Linked DNA regions of Homo sapiens: region 1 is linked to region 2. A link is a contact called in ENCODE Hi-C or POLR2A ChIA-PET data. All regions are on one chromosome and are shown on one strand. The core of a region is the stretch at or near the end of the contact, and the rest is flanking DNA. Distances in the headings are between cores, read along the strand shown.

Region 1 (6,444 bases), core at 2,618-5,117, 240 kb after region 2:
ATTTAGCCAGATGCCTCCCTCAGAAGGGGAAACCACCTTGCAATTTCCTAAGCAGAACGAATGCAAACCCTCTGGCCTGGAGAGCGGCCCACTCGGGGCAGAGCCGCGAGGCAGTTTGCATTCCAGGTACATGAGGAGTGATTTTTATGCTTGCACACAGATGTGTGTGCACGTGCTGTACATAAAGGGTGTGGGTGTGTGTTGCATACATGTAACGTGTGTAGTGAGTACTTGCGTCAGGGACGCACCAGGTCCTAGGATGCAGCTGTGCAGAAGCCATAGTCCTGCCTGCAGGGAGCTGCCCACAGGCCGTGTCTGTGTGGGCCCCTGCATTGTCCCATATGGGCCTGAGGAACGTGCAAACAGGCACAATGTCTCGTTCCTTCTGCATTCCTTGAGTTCCCTGTGCCCTGCCCCTCGTGAGTGTCCAGTCCCTGCCAGGCAAATTAAGGAATGCAGACGCTGAGTGTTTTCAGTGCCCAGGAGTGTACTCTCTTCTTCCAGCACTGGCCCCTCTAGGGCCTACCCCCAAGGCCATGGCCCAGGCCTGGGCCTGTCTGCCCAGTTCCTCGCCCTCCCCCTTGACTCTCTTGGGCTGCACTGTGCCCCTGCAGTCAGGCCTGAGGCCACCCTAAGCCCCCTGGACTTTTTCTGAAGCTAAAGCCAGAAGCGCCTGTCAGTGAGAGTGACCACCCAGCTCCCTCCCCACCACCACCACCGTGTGGGCAGTGCTGCCAGTGCGAGCCATGATGTGACCAGGGGAGAGGACGGCCTGGCTCCTGCTGGGGAGGTCTAGGGTCTCCCATTGCCCACTGGCACCTGTGAACAGCAGCCTGTCCCCTGCCTCATGTCTTGCAGCATCCTGTGAGCTGCTTCTGCCCCACCTCATGGAGTGCCTAAGCCCAGCTCGTCTTCCAGCCTGGTGAGGATGAGCACGAGGTGTCTGGCGCACTGATAGGCATCAGGCTCCTCTGTGGGGCCGAGGAGGGGGAACAAGAGCCAGGTCCGGCCTGGGGACAGATGTCCCCAGGGCAGGGTCACTGCCCTTGCTCTCCTGGCATTCTCCATGAGACAACCCGAGGATGCTATAGGACATGAGGCCAGCTCTTGGTCACCCCTCATGGAGTCACTCTGACTCGCTCCAGGTGTTTTTGTCTTCCCTGAGTTCCCGTGCCGCTGGACATCCCTCCCCAGTCCTGACCTGGCTCTTATTCCCCCTCCTCAGCCCCAGGGAGGAGCCTGATGGCTGTCAGTGCTGCAGATACCTTGTACTCATCCTCATTAGGCTGGACAGCAAGCTGGGCTTAGGTGCTCCATGAGGCGGGGCAGGAGCAGCTCACAGTCCCTTGGGGCCACTGCTGCCACTTTTGCGCAGGGCTGCAAGGTCACCTGGTGGCCAGCCCCTCCAAAGTGGCTTTCCTCTTCCCTTTGTCCTCCCAAAGCCACAGCACTGGGGGCTCACCCCTCATCTGCCCCAGACACCTATGTCTCCCTTCTGCTTGCACCTCAGTCCTGCCACCAGCCTAGTTGGGCCACTCCCCTCCCTGGTGGGAGCTGTCTGTCCAACCCCTCAAGGGCCTAGGCCTTTGCCTTCAAGCTTTCTTTTCTTTTCTTTTCTTTTTTCTTTTTTTTTTTTTTTTTTTTTTGAGACGGGGTCTCACTCTGTCACCCAGGCTGGAGTACAGAAGCATAATCTTGGCTCATTGCAACCTCCACCTCCCAGGCTCAAGTGATCCTCCCACCTCAGTCTTTCTCGTAGCTGGGACTACAGGCACATGCCGCCACTCCTGGCTAATATGTGTATCTTTTGTAGAGATGGAGTTTCACTATGTTGCCCAGGCTGGTCTCGAACTCCTGAGCTCAAGCGATCTGCCCGCCTTGGCTTCGCAAAGTGCTGGGATTACAGGTTGTGAGCCACCACACCCTGTCTGCCTTCAAGCTTTTCTGTTAGGTTTTTGGTCATGAAACTCACATAGGAAAGCTGTTACCACTGCCGTTCCTGCCATAAACCCAGCTCTCTGGGATATAGAGGCTGGGGGCCCCTAGGCAGGGAGAAGGACCCTGCTCAGTCCTCAGTCAGGGGTGCTTCAGCCACCTTCAGTCCTCCCCAGGCTGCCCTGCTGTGCATGGGGCAGAGGATGTGCGCAGCACTCAGCTGGGGCTGAAGAACCAACCCCTGCCTGCCCAGGCCTGGCCCAGTGGCCGAGCAGGCTGCTGTAGACCCTCCAGCACTCAGTGCCTTTGCCGGCCATCCAGCTCACCGACCCACTGTACCCAGGGCCCAGAGGACATGTACCCTTCTGGGTGGCCAGCTGTTCAGAGGCCACAGGTGCACAATGAAGCATCCACACGTCAGGGGTTCGAAGCCACACCCCATGAGAGGACACATCACCATCTTACTAGAGGACTGCTGGGATTTGGGGGTACCAGCGAGACTTTAGATGTCTTCTGATCCCCCCAATTCTCCTGACAGCTTGGGGGAGCAAACCTGCAGACCAGCGTTTTCTAAAGAACTGGGCATGAGCAGTACACCAGGCGGATGGGCCCAGGCTGAACCTTCAGATGTGAGGGAGGCACACAGCCTCTCTGGACACATCCCTGACACTTCTCTGCACACACACACGGGCACCCACATGTTGTACATAGGCACATGCATGGAAACCCCACCCACATACACACAGGTACCCATATGTATATACACACAGAGGTATCCCCTTACACAGAGGTGCCTATGCCCATGCACACACAGGTACCCCTTGTGTACACACATGCACACACATGTGGCATCCACTCTGCTTTACAGTCAACAGGATGGTGACATTCAGGGTACACTCACCTATCTTTGCAAGGGGTGGCCAAGAGCTGGCCACACACAGAGAGATCAGAGCATACAAAGTCACTCCCATGGGAACACCCAGTCTGCACACATTCCCTCTGTGCGCCCCTCCCTGCCCTCCAGGAACTCTTCTTGCTCCAGGATTCAAAGCACTGAGCTTGTTGCCCAGAAATCTCTGCCCATGCCTGAGCGGAGTGTTTAGCCCTCTCCCCTGCAGTCTTCTTATCTCTCAGAAGGACACACTGACTGTACCTGGGCTGTCATTCTTAAGGATAGAATGAGAGCTCTTGCACAAGAGCTTTGAAACCTACAGGGTTAAGGTTGCAGGCTGTGTCGAGTGGAGGCAGAGGAAGCCCTGGACGCCTGGCTTTTCCAAAGGAACACAATGCTGCTCGGACGCTGCGGTCAGTGAAGAGGGGCCCCTCAGGGTGGATCGCTCCCACCGGAGTTTAAATCCTGCCTCCGCCATCCCTGCATTCCTGCGCGATTTTATGACTGAGCAGAATCCCTAACCTTTCAGAGCCACGTTTACTCATCTGTGAAGTGGGGGCCTGCGGCCAGTCCTTGTAAGGAATCAGAGTCCCTGGCCCATCCCTCCCCAAAGCGCCGGTGCCAGGCGTTTTGGCCTCTGTATCTCTGAAACGAGGAGGTCCCGGGGCATCCCCGAGCGCCCCCGTGGCCATCTGTGCCACTGGCCAGCCCAGGGCCAGGACTGCTGTGCCGGCGTGGAGATTCCCGACCCTTTCCAAGGAGGTGCCAAGGGCGCAGCGCAGCGCACGCCCGAGCCGCCGCGGTCCCTCTGAGCCTCTCCAGCCCGCCGCCGCCGCCGCCCCCGCCCGCACAGCCGGCTTGGTTGCCAGGGTTGCCAGGGCTTGGGGCCTGGGAGGCGCCGCGCGCACGGCGCCGGCTTCGCGGGAGGAGCCCCAGGCCCGCGAGCGCAGGCGCCCCGCCTCTCCCCGGGCGCTGCGGGCCACCGGCTCGGCCCTGTGCGGCGGGATCTCGGGGCCGCACGGAGCGGGAGGCCGGGCGCCATGGCGAGGGCCCCGCAGCCCCGGCGCGGCCCCGCGGCGCCCGGGAACGCCCTGCGCGCCCTGCTGCGCTGCAACCTGCCCCCCGGCGCCCAGCGCGTGGTGGTCTCCGCCGTGCTGGCGCTCCTGGTTCTCATCAACGTCGTACTGATCTTCCTGCTGGCCTTCCGCTGAGCGGCCGCGCAGGGCGCCGCGCCGGGGTGAGTGGCGCGGGCGACGGCACTCCAGCCGTTGCCACCCGCGGCCTCCGCACTGGTCGCGGAGGGAAGGCCTCCTTCCACCCCATGTGCTCACTACCAGGGCCTGGTCCGGGGGTGTCGCCGAGCGGGTGCCTGAGGGGCGTGGTGGCACGTGTGTCACAGGGTCCTTCTGTCCTCTGTGCCCTGTGGGGAGTGGGGGCTGCGGGGGCGAGGGGGGAGGCCAAAATGGCGCGTCTCTGCGAGTAACCGAGGATGCGGATTCAGCTGGGGCTCCCCGGCTGCTTGTCTGGAAACGGAGTGCATGTGACCGCTGGGTGAGCGACCCGCGCTTGCATCTGTGTAGGTTGAGTCAGGTGTGTGGAAGACCCCCGGGCACCGCTGCGCATGTTACCTGCAGTTGTTTTTCCCGTTTTAGGCCTTAAAATACGTGGTGTCAGTCTTCCCACGGGCAGAGCCCCTCTGCCCCCCTTGCACGTGGGCCCTCTGAAGCCCCCACCCCTGCTGCACAAACTGCGGGTGTTCACAGCTGCCCCCACCCTGCACGTCTGGTAGGTGGGCAGGGTGGGGAGGGCAGTGGCGGTCACAGGGAGTAGCTGGAGGCAGAGCCTGGCAGCGTTGCCCTTCTGGAGGCTGTCAGAACCTCAGAGGCACAGGAGGGGATCCCGCTCCCTGCCCTGGGCTATTTGAGTCTCAAATGTGCACCTCCATTGGGACCTTCTCCCACAATAGAACAGCCAGTTTCACAGCCCTGCTGTGTCTCAAGAGTCAGTCTCCGCTCCCTGCAGGCAGAGAGGCAGCCTGGACTCCTTGCCCCTTGGGCCTGCCTGGCTTGTGTCTTGGCTCAGGTGCAGCTGTGCCTACGAGCACCAAAAAGGGCCTCTGCCCAGAAACGCACCCAGCGCAATAGCATCGGAGGTGGAGCATGACTCTGATGTCCTACGAAACTGTCTCTGACCTCACAGAGCCACATTTTGTCTTGGTGACAACACAAACAGTTCACATTTCTCCTAACTCTAAATTAGAGTACCTCCCGAGTGGGAGGCTGTGCAGAAGGGGCTGACATCCTTACATTGGTGGGAGACACAGGAGGAGAGCTTGCTCACGGCACGTGTCCCTCTGCCAGGGTGCGACAAAGGCAATTAACACCTCCTCCCCTCCTCCCCAAGGTCTTCCAGCTGACTGGGCAGGACAAGTGTGGGGCTTGTCCCTAATGGTGCCTGGAAGCTGGCCTCTCTGTGAAGCCCTCCTCTTGCCCGACACCTGGTGACCTTCCCTGGCAGCTATGTGGGGGGCCACCTATGCCGGACCCAGTCCCACCTGCAGGGACAGGCAGCATAAAGGAAAGGGGAATGGGGGCACCAGGCTTCTGCTCAGGGCTCATTTAAGGGAACCTAGAGACAGAGGGTGACACCTCACCTGGTTAATATCAGGCAGGAACCTCCTGAGAAGGGAAGCAGTGGGAAAATGAGCCATGTTGAGTGTGTCGGGTCACCTCCTGACAGCCTGTGTCACAGACCCCAGGTCAGGGCCATGTCACCTACAGCTCACGCTCTCACTGGTGTCCCCAGACCGCCATGTCTGCTTCCTTCTTTCCCTGGAGCCTCATTCTTCAGGGCCTCAGCGGGGTGAGCCAGCTCCCCACTGTGGCTGGTGGGCTCCTACCATATGGTCGCCTGAGCCCTCCTGTCTCATCTCATCTGAGTGGCAGCAGCAGCTCATGATCTGGAGGCCACCTGCAGAAGGTCTTTGTGGCTGGGAATGAGAGCAGTGGCCCCCTGTGGAAGCCTGCTGCCCCCAGGAATAACCCAGGGCTCTGTGCCTGGGACCCCGTGGAGGCCTCTGGAGGTCTGCAGCCCCCGCGTGGCTGCCGCGCTGTGAGGGTTCCTGGGCTCACAGGCTCATGTGTCACTCTGAGGAGAGCGTCCATCAGGACTGGAGCAGGTTTTACCCCCAGGAAAGAGAAGGTTTGTCCTTCCCTGAACTTGCTTGCTCAGGACCCCTGGAGGAAAGCACCATCCCAAGCAGGCTCTGGAGCTTCAGTGCTCCAGTGGCCAGCCCCAGCCCTCACCCTGCCCATTCAGGCAGAGGCCTCTTAGCTGGAACACAGGACTGGCCCCACTCTTGGTTTCCATGTTGAGGTGAGGATTCACACAGTGCTTAGGGAGTACCCAGTGAAGTGAAAGGAGGGCTCCTGGGATGGGAGCTCAGAGGAGGGCCTGTTTGTGACATTCCCATCCTTGACCGCCCCCACAGCTGTGACAGCCAGTGCCAACACCTGGTCCTAGCAGGGAGGGTCGTGGACCTCACCTCCTGTGCAGCCCCAGCCCACTCCTCCTCTCCTGCCCTAAGGCCCTAGAACTGCTCATCATTCAGGGAGCAG
Region 2 (6,770 bases), core at 802-3,301:
CAGCCAGGGGCCATCTCAGAACAGCCTGACTGCTGGCTCATCTGACTGTGGCTGGTTACACTTCCTGTTGGGTCATTGATTCAGTGTGAGGACAACAGCTCCAAGAGGCCTCTGGGTGCTATAAACTGACCAGGAGGTGAATGGCAGGGTTTCCTGACAGCAGGAGAGATTCGGGAAAGACAGTGTGGTCAGAGCCACCCAGGAGTAACCTACAGGCCAAGGGACAGAGCAAGTGTGCCATGGGGCCAAGTGTCTATGACAGCATGCCCTCCTTCCTTCTCTGAGCAGGGGGCTAGGGTCACCAAATCAGCTGCCCAGGACTGAGAAGTTTATCCAGATGAAGGACTTACAGGGCTAAAATTGGGAAATCCCAGGCAAACTGGGACCTGCTGATAACCCCACAACAAACATGAGCTGAACAAGATGAGTCCACAGAACCAGCTACAAAATTTGTGCAAAGCCTCACATACTGGGACCATTTGTGATAACCCAGGCCCCATCCTATGCAGCCAGCCGGTCCCACCTGTCCCTGCTCTCCAGAAGTGTGACAGCTCATGGGCATGGGTGGGAACAGTGTAAGCCCCACATCCAGATGAAAGGAAGGAGGACTGCTAGAAGAGCAGTTCCCCATAGAGATGGCCCATCGATTCCTGCAGCATGTCCTGCTGGAACCTCCGCTGGCTCCCATTCCCTCAGTCTCTGAATTGGTCTACCCTTTCTTCCAAGTCCTTCCCTCCAGGGCCCAGGCCCATCTCTCCATTGTGTAGGCCAGTGGTTCTCACACTTAACAAAAGCACCAGAAGAATATATGACAGAGGCTGTATGCAGTGACTCAACACCATTGCAGTCCCACCCCAGAGCGTGGGGAGAGCCAGGCTGCAGGGTGCAAAGCCCCAGGCCACTTCCTGCTGACTGTGGCTGCCAGACCACTCAAAGCCCTCGGCCTTCCACAGCCTTCTCCTCTGTCACCTCTGCAGGTGTGCTTGCCTCTGTCCCCCTCCCACTCTGCATTCCTGAGCTCTGCAGGGCCCTGTATCCTCTTACAAGGGAGTCATGCATGGGAAATAGACCCTTCCAGCCTCCAGGGCCCTGAGAGCCATGCGTTTTCTTTCTTTCTTTTCTTTTTTTCTTTCTTTTTTTTTTTTTTTTTTTTTTTTTGAGACGGAGTCTCGCTCTGTCACCCAGGCTGGAGTGCAATGGCACTATCTTGGCTCACTGTAAGCTCCGCCTCCCGGGTTCACGCCATTCTCCTGCCTCAGCCTTCCGAGTAGCTGGGACTACAGGCGCCCGCCACCACGCCCGGCTAATTTTTTTGTATTTTTTAGTAGAAACGGGGTTTCACCATGTTAGCCAGGATGGTCTCGATTTCCTGACCTCGTGACCCTCCCGTCTCGGCCTCCCAAAGTGCTGGGATTACAGGCGTGAGCCACTGCACTTGGCCCATTTTCATTGATTAACTGTCTGCTGGGGACCCTGGCTAGACCCGACTCTGGGGGCTTTTTCTTTCTTTTTCCTTTTTCCAGACAGAGTTTTGCTCTTGTCGCCCAGGCTGGAGTGCAGTGGCTCGATCTCGGCTCACTGCAACCTCCGCCTCCCGAGTTCACGCGATTCTCCTGTCTCAGCCTCCGGAGTAGCTGGGATTACAGGCGCACGCCACCACACCCAGCAAATTTTCGTATTTTTAGTAGAGACGGGGTTTCACCATGTTGGCCAGGCTGGTCTCGAACTCCTGACCTCAGGTGATCTGCCTGCCTCAGCCTCCCAAAGTGCTTGGATTACGGGCTTGAGCCACCGCGCGGGGCCTCTTTGGGGGCTTTTCATAAGGGTGTGTAGAATGTCAGTAAGAGGCTGCTTCTTCAGAGCCCTCTTCGTGCTACATAAGCCGGGCAGGGTGGATAGAAGTGGGTCTCTTGCTGCCTGTGGCCCTGAAACCCAGCCACGGGGCGGGGCCTGACTTCTTAGCGCAGTCCCCCTGCCGCGTGGAGGACCCTGCTCTCCGGCCCAGCATAGAGCGACTCCCTCCTGCCAGCAGGGGGCGCGCGGAGCTGTCTCTCCGGAGGCTCCCGGCGGCTCAGTCTCGGAACCCGCAGCCGGGAGCGCAGGGCGGGCCACACAGGGCGCCAGCACCTCCCACGAGCTCCGCGGGCCTCGCATCCGGAAGACGCCCCGGCTGACCGCGCGAATGGCTCGCGCTGCCGCGGACACCCGCCTGCCAGGGACGGGGCCTCTCTCCTGGGCCGTTTCATCTCACCGAGAGCGAGATCCGCTTTCCTAGAGGCTGGGAGGACCAGGCCCGGGCACAGGACTGGCTTCGCACCACTGGCCCCGCAGTCGGGTCCCCGGGGACGCGCCACGGGTCACTGCTGCCTGCTAAAGCGACACAAGGCGCCTTCATTCCTCAGGCCGAGGCGGCCGAACGCCTTGGCTCTGGCCGACAGTGAGCACCCACTGCGAGTCCGCACACACTGCAGCGCCCCCGGGCACGCCCCGCAGTCCGCCCAGCGTCCCCCGGGGCGGGGCACAGCCAGAGGACGGCCCGAGAGCCCTGCTGTCCCCGTCAGCGCCGCAGGAGGGCGCGACTTCCCCGCTGGGCCGAGGCCTTTGCCGGGCCCTCTACTGTACGCCGGTCCTAGGGCTGGGACCGCCGTCCTGGACCGACCTCAGCCCACTGTTCTGCGGAGGCCGCGTGTTGGGCGACAGCAGCCACCCAGCCCGGAAGCAGCCGTTCCGAGCGCAGGGGCGCCAAGAGCCCCGCGCCCCGCCTGTGCGCCGGCCCTGAGACTTGGAACGATGGTGCAGGCAGGAGGGGTCACCGGTAGGGATGCCACTGGAGGGACTGGGCCGTCCACACGGACCAGCTGACACACTAAGTGCTGGGTACACAGCAGGACAATGGCAAGGGCTGCTCAGACTGCGTTTTTAAAATCGCCTCACCACGAAAGACAGAAAGTAGGGAAGGGTACCTTGCTGTGGCCAAGGCCGCCCTCGCTGAGTCAGCTGGCATTCCCACGACTCCACGAGTCCCCAAAGGGCTTGTCAGAGCCCAGCGGCACCCTCGCCCTGGAAGTGCCCTGCGTCCTCCTCAAGAGCCTTATTTGGGACAGAGATCAGATCAACCGCGCCACCACCCTCCCACCCACCTTCCACATGTGATAGGGTCGCAGGAATGGGGAGCCTCGCAGAGGCGCGGCGGCAGCTCTCGCCTGCCAGTGACAGCCCACCTCCCACTTTAAAACAGGACGTTCCGAGTCCTGGTTCCACATGTTCAAAAGGCCGTGGCATGGGGGAGTGGGCCTACACCTGAGCTTTGGCTGCGAAAACACTCATTTCAAGGATAGCTGCTAGGCGCTGCCTTCCCCCATCCCCCTGCTGTTGGCCCCCATCCAAGCATCTCCAGCCTCTGCCAGGCCCTGCCCCCTTCCCCGCCCTCTATGGCCCTGAAGTGGGAGCCGGCTCAGGGCTGCAGGCTGCCTGCTCAGCGCCGGCACTCGCAGGCCCATCCCTGCTGTGAGCAAACAGACCAGTAGCATCCCTGAGACAGAGATGGACACCACTCCTGGGTAGGAGGGCAGGCTATGGACATCCGTTGCTGGAAAAGCTGGGAAGAGGGCTGGCAGTGGAGACGCTTCAGGTGCACCGTGTGGACAGACAAGGTTGCAAGTGATGCTGGTCCTCAAGGTATCAGGTGTGAGTCATCCCAAAAGGACCCTGCCTAAGAGGGTGGCCTGTCAAGAGGAGCCTTCTGGGGGCACAGCAGGGCCAGGAGTTGAGACATAGGAGGTTGCCCAGAAAGTGTGGGATGCAGCTTAGGCAAAGTGCAGAGGGTGAGCCCCATATCTCCCAAAAGAAGACCACAGATGCCCTAGCCTCTCTCCCCCACGCCCTGTCAGGGCCACCATGAGGGATGACCCTCTGTAGCCACAGGGTTGAAACTGCTGAAAATCAAACACAAGTCCTCACCATGTGACTGGCTGAATTACAGCAAAAGCTGAACTCCCAGCCTCCCAGGATGTCTACTATTAAAGTGAGGGTATTGATTGGGAGAGGATGACAACCTGTAAATTGGGATGGGGGTGTATGGGAATATCCTGATGAAACTGGGAGACATTGAGCTCCTAAATTCTGATGAATTCTCTTTGCCCACGGGAGTTGTCTTCCCATCCACAGCAAAACTAGCCTCCCCATCCCCAGGGGAAGCAGCCTTCACACCCTTCGTGGTGTTGGCCTTGGCCTGAGGAGATTAACCCTGCATTGCTGGAGGAAATGATAAAGACCTCCCCTGAGGCAGTTGTCATGCAAGACAATGCTGAGTTTCCTTAGGACCCACCTGTCTTTACTAGACCTATAACTAGACTCAAGGCCCAGCAGGCCCCCAAAGGTGAGGACATAGCAGGACCCAGGAGGAGGTGTGCCACAATCCAAAAGAACTACTTGAGTTTTCTAATTCATACAGGCAGAAATCCAGTAAATGTGTGGAAATGGATCTTAAGGATCCATTAAACATGCAGGATAATGGTGGAAAGACCATAAAGTCGGATCAGGCCAAATGTATTGATGTGGGCCCACTAAGCAGAGATTCTGCACTGAATGCTGCAGCCCTGGGCGTGTAAAAAAGACCTAATAGTTTAGTTGGTTAGGGGAAACAGATTAAAAGGCGGCCTACAATGAGCAAGTTGGAGGTGCCAGATATCCCTTGTTTTAATGTAGAGGAAGGGAATTGAAGAGATTGGAATTAGAGTAGATTTGCCATTTTAGACATACTTACCCACACTAGTCCAGACACACCTTTCACCAATATTGTAAGAAATGGGTTTGTGAGGGGAGCCCCAGCATCCTTCAAGAGCTGTTTCATTGCTTTTCTCTCTGGGCAGACCTTACAGTGGGAACCACAGTCACTCAATTGGAAAATTAAATGCAATGACAGCAACTGATCTCAGGGTGGGAGGAGCCAAGAGGGGAACTCAACCACCTAAGACAAGGTGGGTGTGACTACCATAATGGACAGAAGAGACAAAGTAACAATCAGAATAGTCTGACTTGTGTGAATATGTGATGTTGGATAGTTGATTATGGCGTTCCTAGAAGTGAAATAGATAGGAAGCTTGTACTGAAGTCAACATTAAAAGGTAGAGACAAATCTCTAAATATAACATTTTATTTGGGATATAAGAATTGCAATTTGGGTCATACACACAGACCAGGTGTTTTTCAGTATGTCCAAAGAACAAAGAGCAGGTTGGGGATTTTATAGAATAGAGGAATGTTGCTCGTGGTCTTGAGAGAAAGTTTATTTGTATTAGTAAAGCTTTGGGACTAGCAAGCTGATTGGTGAACGATAGCAGTGGACACAATGAGCCCTACATTGGCGGCAAGATATTCCACAAGCTATAGACAAAACTGGTCTCAGGTTACAATAGACAGTTTTGGCTGCTGGACTTGCAGAAAATTGCATTTCTGAAGCGATGTTATAAATCCTGAGTGTTTTTCCCTCCTTGGCCCTCAACTCAGATTTAATTGGGTGTGACAAGAATCACACATTTATGATCAACTTTCATACCTATTAAATTCTTAATCTGTATAAGCAGAAAACTTCCAGGTCGAGTTAACAAAAATCTTACTTGAATCATGAAAATAGAACATCATGGTCCATGCAGGGGAAGCACAGTCCCCTCCAGAAAGGATCCTGTATGCTATCAAAAACCTCTACTGTTAATCTTTCTCTCAGCCTTCCCTAGAGAGACCTTTGACCTTTTACCAGGGTCATTGTGTACTAGGAAAAAGAAAATAATCAGACCTCTCAGGCACTCTGGGACACTGGCTCTGAACTGACATTCATTCCAGAAGACCAGAAGCATCCCTGTGGCCCTCCAGGGGCTTACGGAGGTCAGGTGGTCAAGGGAGTTTTAGCTCAGGTCCATCTCACAGTGGGCCCATTGGGTCCCCAGGCTCAGTCTATGCGGTTATTTCCTAAGTTCCAGAATGCATAATTGGAACATACTGTCATGTGTCACTCACCGAACGGTGGGGATACAGTCTGAGAAGTGCATCATTAGGTAATTTAGTCTTTGTACAAGCATCATAGAGCATACTTACACAAATCTAGATGGTATAGCCTCCTCCATACTAGGCTATATAGGATAGCCTATTGCTCCTAGGCTATAAACCTATATAGCAGGTTACTGTACTAAATACTGTAGGCAACTGTAGCACAATGGTATTTGTGTATCTAAACATAGAAAAGGTACAGCAGGCCGGGCGCGGTGGCTCGTGCCTGTAATCCCAGCACTTTGAGAGGCCGAGGCAGGTGGATCACCTGAGATCAGGAGTTCGAGACCAGTCTGGCCAATATGGTGAAATCCTATCTCTACTAAAAATACAAAAATTATCTGGGCGTGGTGGGTGGTGGGTGCCCGTAGTCCCAGCTACTCAGAAGACTGAAGCAGGGGAATCACTTGAACCCAGGAGGTAGAGTTTGCAGTGAGCCAAGATTGCGCCACTGCACTCCAGCCTGGGCGACAGAGTGAGACCCCATCTCAAAAAAAAAGGAAAGAAAAAAGAAAAGGTAGAGCAAAAGTATGGTATTATAATCTTATGGGACCACCATCATATATGCTATCCACCATTGAGCGAAATGTTATGTGATACGTGGCTGTACTTAGTAGCTAGCAGAGTACCATGTTGGTTCCCTGAGGACTCTTCTGATAGGCAAATCCAAATGAAAGCCACTGAAGCTGCCTTTGCCTAAGAAAACCAAAAGCATTGCTGCATTC

Evidence for each region. A loop is a pair of places that touch in the nucleus more often than their neighbours do. ChIA-PET counts read pairs that join two places held with the same protein, here RNA polymerase II (POLR2A). Pooled maps may share reads with other maps.
Region 1: a map of mammary epithelial cell shows a loop between it and region 2 (6-fold over the local background). The contact joins the promoter of SMIM39 here to the enhancer-like site in region 2. A Hi-C loop is called at or near these places in 9 of 168 maps with a recorded cell type or tissue (CD8-positive, alpha-beta T cell, HCT116, dorsolateral prefrontal cortex and 4 more), 5 of 37 single-sample maps with no recorded cell type and 15 of 50 pooled maps. POLR2A ChIA-PET finds 5 or more read pairs at or near these places in 2 of 52 experiments (activated T-cell and activated naive CD8-positive, alpha-beta T cell).

Annotation. Positions count from the first base shown.
Region 1 is chr2:131,031,225-131,037,668 of GRCh38, forward strand. It overlaps SMIM39 (small integral membrane protein 39), which reads left to right and starts at 3,868. Exons shown (of 1, transcript NM_001414894.1): 1 at 3,868-4,038. The coding sequence starts at 3,868. The coding sequence ends at 4,038. The region is part of intron 5 of ARHGEF4 (Rho guanine nucleotide exchange factor 4); the gene reads left to right.
Region 2 is chr2:130,795,585-130,802,354 of GRCh38, forward strand. No RefSeq gene overlaps it. Among named protein-coding and RNA genes, the nearest start is that of ARHGEF4, 38 kb to the right of the region's middle. RefSeq lists silencers at 1,961-2,110, 2,421-2,670. Within about 2 kb of position 2,052, at least 36 of the 41 ENCODE cell types and tissues checked have a DNase peak (open chromatin) inside an H3K27ac peak, as active enhancers do; they include CD8-positive, alpha-beta T cell, HCT116, dorsolateral prefrontal cortex and 2 more, where a contact is called at or near this core.